2 separate regions of the Mus musculus genome follow, and region 2 is linked to region 1. A link is a loop called in an ENCODE intact Hi-C map of the cell type or tissue named here. Cell type or tissue: gastrocnemius. All regions are shown on one strand. Each heading gives the region's core, and the rest is flanking DNA. Links, peaks and the distances in the headings are about the cores only.

The links. Peaks named below come from ENCODE experiments on the same cell type or tissue, not always from the same donor. Only the 100,000 strongest peaks of a DNase experiment are listed, where the experiment ranks them.
Region 2: a loop joins it to region 1, with 3 times the contacts of the local background. A loop is called at or near these places in 3 of 42 quality-filtered maps.

The regions. Positions count from the first base shown.
Region 1 is chr6:122,301,486-122,308,238 of GRCm38, reverse strand. No RefSeq gene overlaps it. Among named protein-coding and RNA genes, the nearest start is that of M6pr, 3.9 kb to the left of the region's middle. In gastrocnemius, for the core only: a CTCF peak has its summit at 3,745 (motif pointing right); a DNase peak (open chromatin) is centred at 3,746.
Region 2 is chr6:122,807,975-122,814,727 of GRCm38, reverse strand. No RefSeq gene overlaps it. Among named protein-coding and RNA genes, the nearest start is that of Foxj2, 8.8 kb to the left of the region's middle. In gastrocnemius, for the core only: a CTCF peak has its summit at 3,237; DNase peaks (open chromatin) are centred at 2,597, 2,824, 3,282, 3,668 and 1 more place; H3K4me3 peaks cover 2,471 bases; H3K27ac peaks cover 2,904 bases.

The DNA.
Region 1 (6,753 bases), core at 1,057-6,056:
CCACTTCTCAAGCCCTAGTTGTTCTTAGAGCTTGGTTTGAAACAATTGCGGCTTCCTGGATTCGCTCTCCAGGTTACTCATTTCTTCCTCTGAAGTTTCTTTTGGCTTTAGCTGCTCATGCCCCTTTTACTCTCACGTGCTTTTGCATGCACCTCCCTCACTCTGCTTAGATAGGGATTCATGTCAGAGGTAGAACTGTGCTTAAACTGCTAACACCGTAGTGTCCTATACTTTTTAAAAAAGTTAACTTAAAAGTTTTAATACATTTTAATTAAAGTATAATTACTTCCCCTTCTTCTGACTTTTTCCTTCTTCCATTTCTTTCGAAGGCCCCTTCACCCAGCTCTCCCCATGTCCCCCACTCAGACTGATGGTCTCATCTTCTTTAATTGTTATAGTTACAAATATTTGCATAGATACACTACAACCTGCTGAATCTGTTTATGTTTGTATGTACATGATTTCAAGGATGATCACTTTGTATGGCATAGCCTCACTTCTCTGTTAGCATATTGATATCGCCATTGTTTAGATCTTGTTTTTGCCACCATTTCTATGAGACTGTTTCACACCAGACATCCTGGTATTGCAGCTCTTACGGTTTTTCCAGCCCCCCTCTTTTTTTATGTGTCCTGAGTCATAGATGCAGGAGCTGTGATGTAGAGGTAGCCACTGTGGCTAGGCCCCTCACCACCTGCTGATCTCTGCACCGTGTCCTGTCATGGTTTTCTGTGATGGTCTGTAGTGAGAATTTTGGAATTTTGGCTTCTTTAACACAGAAAACAATTTTAAGAACATATTTCCATTTTGATCCCAGGTGTGGGATTTGGGGCTGCTTCAGATTGTCCACAACAGCTGGCTATGATATTTGCCTTGTGCTCTGACAGGGGACGTGGTTTTTGCTAGTCCCTGCTAGAGCACAAGGCAAATATGTTTGATAGTTTCTGTGGTGGTATTTGGAATTCTGAGAACTTTTCAGAGGGTATGTGCAGAGAGGCAGGGGTGGTTGTTGATCATTGGGGGTGGTGGTGGTGGTTACGGTTTGTTAGTAGTTGTGCTCAAAGAAGAAACAAGAAGGGAAATTAGATTTCAGAGATCTCATTCCTTTCCTCTCTCCCCTCTATCCTTTTTTTCCCTCCTATCTATATTAGGATGTTGAAGGAGTGGAAGAGAGGGAGAGAAGGGTGGAGGAAAGAAGAACCCACAAAGTCGCAAAGACCAGCTACAATGGTCTCCATTTGCTGTAAACAAATGCTTATTTGATATATGGTGAAATTACACTTATCTGTGGGCCTAAGGATATGATTTCGAATGCAGTTAGGAATTATGCTGACCTTGCAAATTGGTAGTACATTTTCTTCTAAGATCCTACCAGCCCTGGGAAGTTAGATTTCTAGTACCAGGTATAATTTTCCTCCTGCTGAGTGGGCCTTAAGTCCAACCAGACAGCCGCTGGTTACCACCAACATATGAGGGACATCTACTGTACCTTTATGGATGTCTTGCTATGCTGGCCATTGCGATTTATAGGTACCACAGCTGGGTAGGACTATGAATTGCCCCTTCTCTGGCACCTTGTAGAGTATTTTCTGGTACCTTGGAAGCTATACTGCAGGAATGCGGCTTTCGGGTTAGATCGAGCTCATACAGTCTGAGCCCTGTATCCTAGATGTGCTGTGTCTTCAGCAAGAGGAGCTTACCTTTGACCTCTGAGAGGCAACCGAAGGCAGTAGCCATTGTCTATGTTGCTTTAAGGGTCACTTGGACTGCCCTGACCAACCATTTTAGAGACATCGCATGCTTTCCACTGGGGGTTTTGTTAGTCTGTGGTTCTTGTGGGAAGCGTGTTCAGCTCAAGTGGCATAACTTTCATATACATAGTGTGATATATGTATATATATATATATATATATATATATATTATTTGTGAATGTGTGTGTGCATTGTGTATAATTTTAGGTAAATATTAAATAATAAGATTACATGAGGGTTTATCAGAAAGCCTTGGTGTTATTTGTCCCTCCTCCTTCTGTGCTGCCCTCCTTTCCCTCTGGTCTCATAGCTTGAATCATAGAGTGCATAGCAGCAGTTCGTGTCTGGCAGCGTCTTGACCACAGTGGTTAGGGGTTGTCCACAGTCTGCCCCACATCTCCTGCCAGGATCTCCTTGCCTTCCTCCAGGATGATGTTCTTCTTGTCCTCACTCAGGCAAAAGAGCACCGCCTTCTTGCGTTTCTTCACTTCTGGTGTTGAAGATTTGCGAACTTTCATGTCATTGAACACCTTGAAGACAGTCAGAGCAGAGGCCATGGTTCCGGAAATGAAAGGGAGACAGAAAGAGCCACTGAAGACCTGAGCCCCTGCAGCTGCTGGGATCTGGCTGAACCTGATTTCTGTGTTGTTGCTTGTTTTGTTTTTACTTTTCAAGACACGGTTTCCCGGCCGGGCATGGTGGCGTACGCCTTTAATCCCAGCACTCGGGAGGCAGAGGCAGGTGGATTTCTGAGTTTGAGGCCAGCCTGGTCTACAAAGTGAGTTCCAGGACAGCCAGGGCTATACAGAAAAACCCTGTCTCAAAAACAAAAACAAAAACAAAAACAAACAAAAACCACGGTTTCCCTATGTAGCTTTTGTCGTCTTGGAACTCACTCTGTAGATCCGGCTGGCCTCAAACGCATAGATAATTTCCTGCCTCTGCCTCTCAAGTACTGGGATTAAAGGCATGCATTATAAACAGCCACGCTCCTCCCCTTCTTTCCACTTCTATCTCCTGAAATGTTCCTTGAGGCAGGGCTTGACAAAGATGTCCCACTTGTTACCGGGCATTCAGTCACTTATTCGGTCTTAGCATTTTGAATAGTTACGAGTCTCTGCATTGACCTCTACTACCTGCAACAGGAAGCTTCTTTGACTAAGGCTGGGAACAGCTCAGATCTGTGAATCGAAACATAACTATTTAGAAGGCAGTTTGGCAGCGCTACCATTTAGCAAAACAATATCATCAGATTCTCCCCTGCGGCCTATTCTTTCCCCAGCCTGGGGTTTCGGTACAGACGTCAATATCCTCCTGTAGGAAGTCCTCAGATCCAGTCAAGAGAGCAGCTGTTACACCAGTCAACAGTTTTGTTGCATAATGTGTTCCTTAGATTTGTAACGTTTTCTTCAAATGGAAACATTTCTTCCAGGAGGTACTAGAAGACAGAGGGGGCCTCAGGAGGTAAGCAGAAGGTCACATGACCTAAATAACACAAGCGTGGAAGAGTCACTGGGGCCCATGTCAACAGTGAAGAAGAGAGTAGAGAGTTGCTGGGGTGGAGCCTCTGACTGCCCAAACCAAGGTCAGAAGGAGAGGAATAGGTAGAGAGCTCTGGGCTGTAGTTTTCAGGAGTCATCACCTATGTTGGGGTAGGCTTTCTGGTGACACGGCTGCCTTTGAATCATCCCTACTCCTTGTAAGGGACCCCTCTCCCACATTCCTGCTAGTGACCCTCATTGGTTCACCATATTGGACCTCGGTGCCAGTACTTACATGGGTCTTCCACAGGCTCCCTTTCTGGGGTGAGCCAATGTGTATGTGTGTCGCGACTGCTCAGGAAAAGTCTGCCATGAACCATGAACCCAGTGGCACATCTTGCCTGCTAGATCAGTAAGTAGTTCAGCAAGCAGGGCCCAGAGCTGAGTGAAATCAAAGATCAATTTCCCTCATCAGTCTTGCAGAGCGCCTTCCAGCACTATGAATGCTAGCCAGCAGGGGGCGCCTGCTCAGTTCAAGATCAAGTTCTTGGTATCTTGCTAACTAAATGAGCCGTCTTCTTTCCTAATAGAGACTTACCCATTTAGTTATGGTGAGCATCCAAGAGCAATAATAACCTACATTGTATTAGGTGCCCCTGGAGCCCTACTGACCGATAACTCATATGGAAGCAACTCATGCCTGGCATCAAAATTTTAATTTTAGAACTCATGTTTTCTGAAGGCAGCATTGCCCACCATAGAGGACACATCTGTTCAAACTCCTTTAAATATATGTTTTTAATTAGCTTACCAACTACTGGGGTTTTTTAAGTCTCAGTATACATCCTGAGTTTTGGTCTATCCCTCCCCACCCCTCCTTTCTCTAGCCCCTTGTCTCATCTGTTTTTAAACCCTGCTCCCAGGGTTCCCACCGGCTTCGTTGATTACTTCCAGTTCCACTTCAGAAATTTGGCTTCTAGGCCATTGTCTGAAGGAGCATTGGGCTGCACAGAGGGGATCGTGTTGGTAACAGGATCCTGCGTGAGCAGGTTGGGTGACCAGTCTTCTGTGGGAATGGAAGCAGGGCGGACTCTCCCCAGTCCAGGGTTTCTGTGCCCAGTCCAAGGGCTTTGCATGTTTGAATTTCTGCCTCACAGAACAGACTTCAAGGTCCCTGACGTAGATAAAGGCTGTCCAGCGGCTGGGGAGCTGTGTTGAGAGTGGTCCTTCAACTTCTCGACACTTCACTGTGGCTGTGTTTCGGCGGCCGACACATCCTTCCTGAACTCCACTTCTGCTCTGCCTAGGGGTTTTTGGAAACCAGTACTTTCTTGTTATGCATGTATTTAACTTAACCACTTCGAGGTGGATTTTAATTTTGATGTTTATCGATGTCTGTCAAACTGATAACATTGAACATATTTCAAAGGCTAAATACATTTTTGGTCTCTGCAACTTTCACTTTTACTAATTTAAACACGTGTGGGAAGTGTAAGAAGGAGCACAAAGGAGCTGGATCCCAGCGCTGGAGGAGCTGAGGCAGGAGGATTGCAAATTCAAAGGAGTGCTTGGTCCACACAGTGAGACCCTGTCTCCAAAAAAAGTACTCTATTTGAGTTCTCTTTTTTTCTTGCTCCCTTCCACATTAATTGATTTTTGAACAATTTAATGCTTACTGCCTTCATTACCATTAAACATAACAGAGTGTATTTCCTAAGAACAATACATTTTTTGTAATAATAGTATAATTATCAAAATCAGGAGCTATAAGATGAACTCAGTATTATTATTATCTAGTCTTCAGTGTCATGCATAATATCAACAGTTGTTCCAATAAACATTCCTTTCCATTGCTTCCCAGGCCCCAGCTATAGGAGCCGAGTGAGAGACAGGGTGCAATTGGTTGTCTTATTTGACCTTTGAACTTTGAGAATATTGGTCAGTTACAGACTGTCTCACTTTACCTTTTTTTTTCCCGTAAGGACTTGTTTTCTAGTAAGATGATCAACTACTGAAAGATAAGTGGTTCTTTATATACTGAAATAGTGATTCGACAGTTGTTATGACCTCAGAGGCTGAGGAAACAACTCAAAAATGTAAGGTTAACACTTCCTCACCACAGGTCAGAGACTCAGACTTCTTGGCCAGGGTGTGGTTTCTGCCACAGAAGCATGTAGCATATGGAGGGGCAGAGACATTGCTTCGGAGGGCATAGGATACTGCTAAGAACAAATGGGTGTCTCCTTTGTCCTTTTGATTCTCCCACATCATTTTAGAAAAATATTTTTTTCCCACGTGTATGAATGTTTTGCCTGTATGTGTGTATATGTGCTGTGTTTGTGCCTGGTGCCCAAGGAGGCCAGAGCGGGGCGCTGTATACCCTGGATCCAGAGTTATAGGCAGCTGTAAGCCATAGATGTGGGTGTTGGAAACTGAACCCCCGTCCTCTATAAAAGCAGCAAGAACTCCTAACCATTTAACAGTCTCTCTACCCTGACTGCTCCCTCCCATCCTTAAAGTACAGAGAAACCCTGTCTCAAAAAATCAAAATAAAACAAACAAACAAACAAAAAACCACTATGTGTTTATTTTGTATCTTTTTAAAGACAAGATCTCAGTATGTTTCCCTGGCTGGCCTGGGACTCAAATGAATCTGCCTTCCTCTGCCTCCTGTGTGCTGGAATGAAATGTGTGAGGGCAATCAACCATTGTTAGGAGACTCCAAGATCAGGGGAGGGGGCTTCCTTTCTACGCTGGACTGGACACAAACCACACTCAAACACCTGTCTTCACAGAGAGAGCCTTTATTAAGCAGGGAAGCACAGTTACAGTGGCTGCTTTCTGACTCAGACAGGAAAACAGCAGCAAATGACCTTTCAGTTGAATTTTGTTTTTTTTTTTTTTTTTGTTTTTTGTTTTTTGTTTTTTTGTTTTTTCGAGACAGGGTTTCTCTGTGTAGCGCTGCCTGTCCTGGAACTCACTCTGTAGACCAGGCTAGCCTCAAACTCAGAAATCCACCGGCCTCTGCCTCCCAAGTGCTGGGATTAAAGGCATGCGCCACCACTGCACGGACTCAGTTGAAATTTTTAAGAAGAGAAAAGGGGGAGGGTTGCGTTAGGATGGGCTAGGAAGCAGTGGTATATTTTGTTTGAGCATATTAATTAGGTCAACCAAAGGGGACTTTTGATTGCTGGACTTCAATACTTTGAGAACTAGGCCTTGGTAGTCAGCCTCAGGAGGAGGAACTGGCCAAATAAGAGAATAGACCTTGCTGGCTAGCTTTAGGAATATAATCTAAAGGGTAAGGCAGAGGGAGTGGGGAAGAAAGGCCAGGCTTGCCAGAGCTGTGCTGGCCAGAGTCCCTTCAACCATGTCTGGCCTAGATCTTGTATTTTAAGTCAAGCTGAAATGTCCATCAAGATCCTAATGCATAAGGAATCTTTAGTTAACTATAAACACATTACTCTCTTGCTATGGAAGTAGATCTTAGGCTTTTGTTTTGTTTTGAACAAACGTCAGT
Region 2 (6,753 bases), core at 971-5,970, 510 kb before region 1:
AGCCATCTCTCCAGGCCCTGCAACTCTTCATATGTAATTAACATATCACAGATACATTTTACAAGCCTTTTCCTTTTCTTCTTTTTGAAAAGAATTTTCCTATAGCCTACACTGACCTTGAACTTAATTATATAGTACAGGATGACTTTGAACTCCTGATCAAATGGTCACTTTTAAAGACAATGTATCCCATGGAATATGATAAAAGTTTGTATACGCAAGCATCAGCTTCAAAACATAATAACTAAATTGATCACTGCTTTTGTGATTGTTTTCCTATGCAGTCTCCTCATCAGAAATAGAGGGATAATAATACATATTTCATAGTTTTCAGAAGGCTTGCATGACTTCATCTATGTAATGCCCTTAGATTAGAGGAGTGGGCTAGAGAGAAAAGGGGCTTAAAAGACTCAACAGTCAATTGAATTACTATGGATCAAGAGATATGTCCATAAAATACGGGATACAAACCTTTAAGGGGAATCCTGATTGGAATAGGGCAATTGGGAAAAAATACTATAAGGCAAATGGCAAAGTTTCAATATTCACTTGGTAGTACCAAGAATTCAAATTTCTTCTGAGTCTCACTATGTAGCCCTGACTGGCATTAAACCCACAGGCCTGCCTCTGCCTCCCAAATGCAGTCAGTAGAGAGATGTGTTCCATCACATGCTGCTTAGAATCAAGATTTCTTACATTTTTAGATATGAAAGGGAGCCAAGCATAGTAACATATACTTGTAACCCCAGCACTCAGGAGGTAAAGACAAGAGGACCCGTAGTTTAAGATTATTCTCAGCTGTGTAGGTAGTAAATTAAAAACCAGCCTGTCTCAAAAAAAAACAAAAACAAAAACAAAAACCTAGATAAATAATTATTCATGGGGCTGAAGAGATGACTCAGCGATTTAAGAGCACATGCCTTCCTAGAGGACCTGAGCTCCAGTCCCAGTGCCCATGTTGGACAACCAGGGGATGTGGCACTTCTGAACACCTGCACTCACACGCACAAACACATACACGTAATTTAAAATAAAATAGGTCTTATAAACAATGGGGGGGGGGGCATCTTCTTGGAGACAAGTGGGAGGAGGAATGGGATGGAAAAAAGAAAAAGAGAAGAGGAAGAAGAAGAGGGGGAAGCAGGGGAGTTGGAACAAAGGAAGGAAATAATAAACAATGGGCCAGGTAGTGGTGGTGTCTAAGTCTTTAATCCCAGCACTCAGGAGGCAGAAGTACACACAGATGTTATAAGTTCGAGGCCAGTCTGGTCTACAGAGTGAGTTTCAGGACAACCAAGGCTACACAGAGAAACCCTGCCTTGAAAAACAAACAAAGGTGGATTAATGAAATTCCATTATTTTTAAGGGATATTTAAAAATGTGTATTAGAGTGACTTAAGCATGAAATGTCTGAAATTTGTCTCAAAATAATCAAGTGACCAGGAGGAAAGTAGAGGTGGCAAAATATTGGCCAAATATTGCTTATTGCAACATTTAAGCATACATGTTGTTCTCAGGCTAAAGAGATAGCTAAGATTTCAGCTCTTGCAGAGGACCCAATTGGACACGCAAGTCCAGCCTCTACCACCACCACCTGTGACTCAAGCTCCAGGAGATCTGGATTCTCTCCCCTGGGTGCTGAGGGCACATGTAGTCACATGTGTACTATTCCGTGTCATGCTCACATGCATGTACAAGAGTGAAAATAAAGTTAGAGCTGGAGAGATGGCTCAGAGATTAAGAGCACTTGCTGCTCTAACAGAGGTCCCCATTTACATTCGAGCCCTGCTGTCCACTGTTCACAACTGGCTGTAACTCCCAGTTGCAGGAGACTAACTCCCTCTTCTGACCTCTCCTGGCTCCTACATGCATGTAATGCGGATATATATATATACACACATACACGATAGATATTAATAAGATAAAAATATAAGATGTCATTGTCATTCTCTCTACTTTTGTGTTTGAAATTTTACAACAGAGCTTTTAAAAAAATTAAAAAGAAATAGTAAAATGTTTGCTATCATGTTTTGTGTATGTATCGTTACCTAGTATCTTTAATTTACACTACATCCTTTTTAATTGTTGTTATTATTTCATTTACATTCCAAATGTTGCCCCCCTTCCTGGTCCCTCTTTCCAGAGTTCTTCACCCCATCCTCCCTCCCCTTCGCCTCTGGGAAGGTACACACACATCCCAGCATTCCCCTTCCTGGGGTATCAAGTCTCTAAGGAGTAGGTGCATCCTCTCCCACTGAGCCCAGACAAGGCAGTCAGTCCTGTGTTACATATGTGCAGGGCCACGGATCAGCCCGTGTATGCTCTTTGGTTGGTGGCTTAGTCTCTAGGACCTCCCAGGAGTCCCCGTTAGTTAATACTGTTGGTCTTCCTATGGGGTTGCCATACTCTTCAGCTCCTTCAATCCTTTCCATAGGGGTCTCGAACTCAGTCCAATGGTTGGCTGTAAGTATCTGCATCTGATTCAGTCAGCTGTTGGTAGAACCTTTCAGAAGACAGCTATGCTAGGCTGCAAGCACAACATGGCATCAGTAATTGTATCCGGGTTTGGTGCCTGTGCGTGGGATGGATCCCAAGTTGGGCCGGTCATGGGATAGCCTTTCTTCAGTCTCTGCCCCGTTTTTGTCCCTGCTTTTCCTTTATACAGGAACAATTCTGCGTCAAACCAAATCCAGAAAGCAGCAGATTTTCATCCATTTTACAAAGGCGTTGAGATAGCAGCACCTCTGCTCTTTAGCTCCCTCTACGAATCATTGGCCAACTATAAGAGGCAGCCTATAGCCACCAGGCTCCAGGTTTCTGCTTCCCTTAGTATATTTGTCGTCCATGTTAGGGGTGGGGGGGCGGTGTCACTAAACCGGCATACAAATGACTCATGTGTATCATGTTCATCAGGCAAAATGTGAGTTCTTATTTGAACATCCGAAAGAGGAAGGAAAAAAACAAACAAACAAAAAAACCTACCACTTAAAGATTGTAGTCCCTGGAATAAAGAACACAAGTATAATAAAAGTTCTCTGAGTAGTTTGCATCTTCTTGACTTTTTTTTCTTTTTCAGTTTATGCGTTCATTTTACATCCTGATTAATTTCTAAACTATGTAGAGAACCGAGGCTCGCTAGGGAGACGAGAGCGAGCGTTTAGAGCGAGGCTGGGGCGGGAGTCGCACACCCAGGGAGGCCCAGCGATGGGTCTGTTCCACCTTAAGAGGCGCCAGCCTCTCCCCGCTCTGAGCAAGCTCTCGGCTCCGCCCACCCCGGTGTCAGCCCGGCCCGGAACGCGGAGGAGAGGAGGGAGGAGAGCGGCGGTAGGCGGATGGAAAGATCCGCGCCCCCGGCTGCCGGCCCAGCGTCCGGGGCTGGGAGCGCAGCGCGGGCTCCGAGATAGACCCGCGAGCCACTGCAAAGGCGGCTGAGACGGGGCCCGCGGGGCCATCCCGGGTGGGCGCCGGGGCACCAGACTGGATCCGAGATAGACCCGGACGCTGGCAGCACAGACTGTACAAAGTTGTAACTTCCCCGGTGCCCGGACGCCTAGCGTCAAGGCATTTCCAAAAAGGGGGGGGGGGCATGCCTCTCCTTTGTCCTGACTGGTGGAGTTGAGCATGGGCTGGGCCCTGGACTGAGCGAGGGTTGGCCACCTGGGTAGTCCATCAAAGGATGATGCGGTGAAGGGTGGCCATTTGGGGAGGAAGTAAAGATTATTTTGGTACCTCCTCCCCCAGTTAGTGATTGGCGGAGGTTTGCCGTGATGTAAAACAGGGCATAAAAATGTCCGTAAAGGTACCGGGCCTATTGGCCGGTCTCTCAGGGAGGAATTCTAGGGTGGACCGTGAAGAGCCAGCCGACGCTGGTTTTGTAGGGGAGGACCAAATGGGTTGACACCCGGAAATGAGTTAGGAAGGGAACTCAGGGAAAGCGAGGGAAACCGGCTCACCTACTTTGCCCTCACAAAGGTCATTTCCTGCATGGGATCGATAGTTTCCTGTTTACTTACTCCTCGGGAGGGAGCGCGTACACTGGCTTCCTGGAATATACCCGATATTCACACTTAACTTTTGAGCCCAGGCTTCCCTTTTAGTCACGGTACCAACGGGAATGAATGAAATGGTGAAAAGGAAACGCAAGGGATTTATCTCCACGTAGAGAACGGAAATGGAGTGGGGCTGGAGGTTGTCTTTCATGCACGCAAGAAGACAAAACTAGGCGTGTTGGCGTACACCTGTGATGTGAGGTGAAGGCAGGATGAGGATGTTCAGAAGTTCAAAGTCATCCTCGACTACGTAGAGAGAAGCAAGTCTGGATTAAATTTGACGATGGGGGAGGGGCGTATTGATGGTTGAAAGTGAAAAGAACTCAAAATAAACTAGCTTGGTGACTCACCCCTTTAATCCTGTAGTTTGGGAGGCTTGCAGGCTAATTTCTGAATTTGAGGCAAGCCTGCTCAAACACAGCGAGATCCAGGACAGCCCAATTAGACTCAAAAAAAAAAAAATCTGAACTGAAACTCTTCTGCATAGGCAGGCACTTCACTCTCTTGTGTCTGGGACAGGCAGTGCATACACAGAAGAAGACAAAGTATGAGGGGAAAGATATTATTTTTAAAGATGCCCTTGTATGTCTTATGAACCCTCCCCACTTTTTAAATTCTCACTTAACCACTTGTGTTATAAAAATAATTACATGTGTTCATTAATTCATAATTAAATTTTGAAAAGAAGGCAATGAACTTGAGTTTGTTGGTTTTTTTTTTTTTTAATAGTATAGAATAAAGTTTATTCAGGGCCTGGAGAGTTAAGAAGGTAGTAGAGGCAGAGAGGGAGAAGTAGAGGCCATCCATGAACACATGGATAGAGGGGGAAGGGAATGGGGAAGGGAGGAAGAAGGGAAGAGCCCAAGAGGGCAAGAGAGAAGTCGGACAACTGAACTTGAGATTGTTGAATCAGATAGAACCTTAGATTCAAGGGGAATCCTCTTGGTTCACTGAAGTCTGGCTCCCTCTTCTAAAACAATAATAGCTACCAATTTCTCTTATATCTGGAGACCCCAAAACCAGCCATAAGACCTCAAAAGACTAGTGGGGGAGCAGGGGATGATGGCTCAGGCCTTTAATCTCCTCACTTAGGAGGCAGAAGCAGGCAGATCTGAGTTTGAGAACAGCCTAGCCTACTTGAGTTCCAGAACAGCCAGATATAGTTCAATGCAATGGGTGTTTATGGGGAGACAGGAGGGGGTTTGCTTAGCTGTGCATTACATTTGGCAGGGTAGGTTACAGTGAATAGAAAGGGCTTTATGTAGAAAAGGTTTTAATGACGGGGACTCGGTGCTTACAAAATTGTTGCAAGTGCTGCAGCATCTTAGAAATGACTCCAAGAGGGCTGGAGAGATGGCTCAGTGGTTACGAGCACTGAATGCTCTGCCAGAGGTCCTGAGTTCAATTCCCAGCAACCACTTGGTGGCTCACAACCATCTGTAATGGGATCCGATGCACTCTTCTGGTGTGTGTCTGAAGACAGCTGCAGTGTACTCATGTAAATAAAAAATAAATCTTTAGGGAAAAAAAAGGGAGAAATGACTCCAAGAATTCAACTACTGAGCTCATCTTCCAGGGAGCCTCAGAGGGTAAGGAATCAGCACTGTGTTGCTGACATTGTTAACTTGATGACCCCACTGAGCGGTGCTGTGAGCCAGGCATCAGAAAGCTACTGTTGTTGCTACTATGGCCTTGACAGCCAACTATGCCCATGAAGTAATAGTGATTAGTCCTGGAATGGTAGACTAAAGCCAGCACTGTCCCATAGTCATGCTAGCAAGCCATAGGTGCTTTATTTTACATTCCATATCTGTAAAGTATGCAGATCATAATTTATAGCTAAAAATCCTGGCCTCCTTTATTAATTTCCACCCTATAACTCCAATAAGTAGTTTTTGACATTTTTCAACACCTGCTTTGTATGAGATACTTTTCAACTTTGTATGAGATACTTCAACAGCTGGAAGGTGCATCAGGCCAAGTCCCTGTTACAAAGACCACAGACCCAGGTTGTCCAGGAATATTCTGTGTAGTGCCAGGGAAGTGTTAGTGATCACACACACACACAACAGACAGGAGCTGATCTGATGCAACTCACAGCAGGGTCTTAATTCTTTTCAAGCTAGCTCATCCCCGACTTGGTGGAGAGGGAACCTAGAATATCTATTGGGGCAAGGTTTTATAGTAAGCAGCAAGTTGGGGATAAGTGTGCAAGCATCTAATTGGAAAGCTACTATGGCCTTTAGCATAACTGGCTGGTGCTGGAAATTAAATAATAAACTTAATTTTTACTCCCCTCTGCATTGGTGGCTGTTAGGCAAGGGGTGGAATTGTAACCTGGGGAGGCAGATGTGTTGGGGTAGTAACCTGGGAATGTTGGTCTTGTTAGGGGTGTAACCTGGAGATGCAGGTCTTGTTGGGGGTTGAGCCTAGAGACTCGAGCTAGGCTCTGGTTTTGTTGGGGGCTAACTTGGACACTAATGCTAGGTACTGGCCTGTTAGTTTACCTGAGTTCAAAGTTAGGTCAGGTTCTCTAAAAATGGAGTCTGAATTTAAAGATTTGGCCTCTCATCTGTACTTAGCAAAGAAGACCCACTCCTCAGTTCTAAAAAAATTTGAGATAGTCCATCACTCTAATCCCTGCCTACAAGAACCATATGAGAGAGCCACATGATGGTACACAGCTAGTTCTTGGGACAGAGAG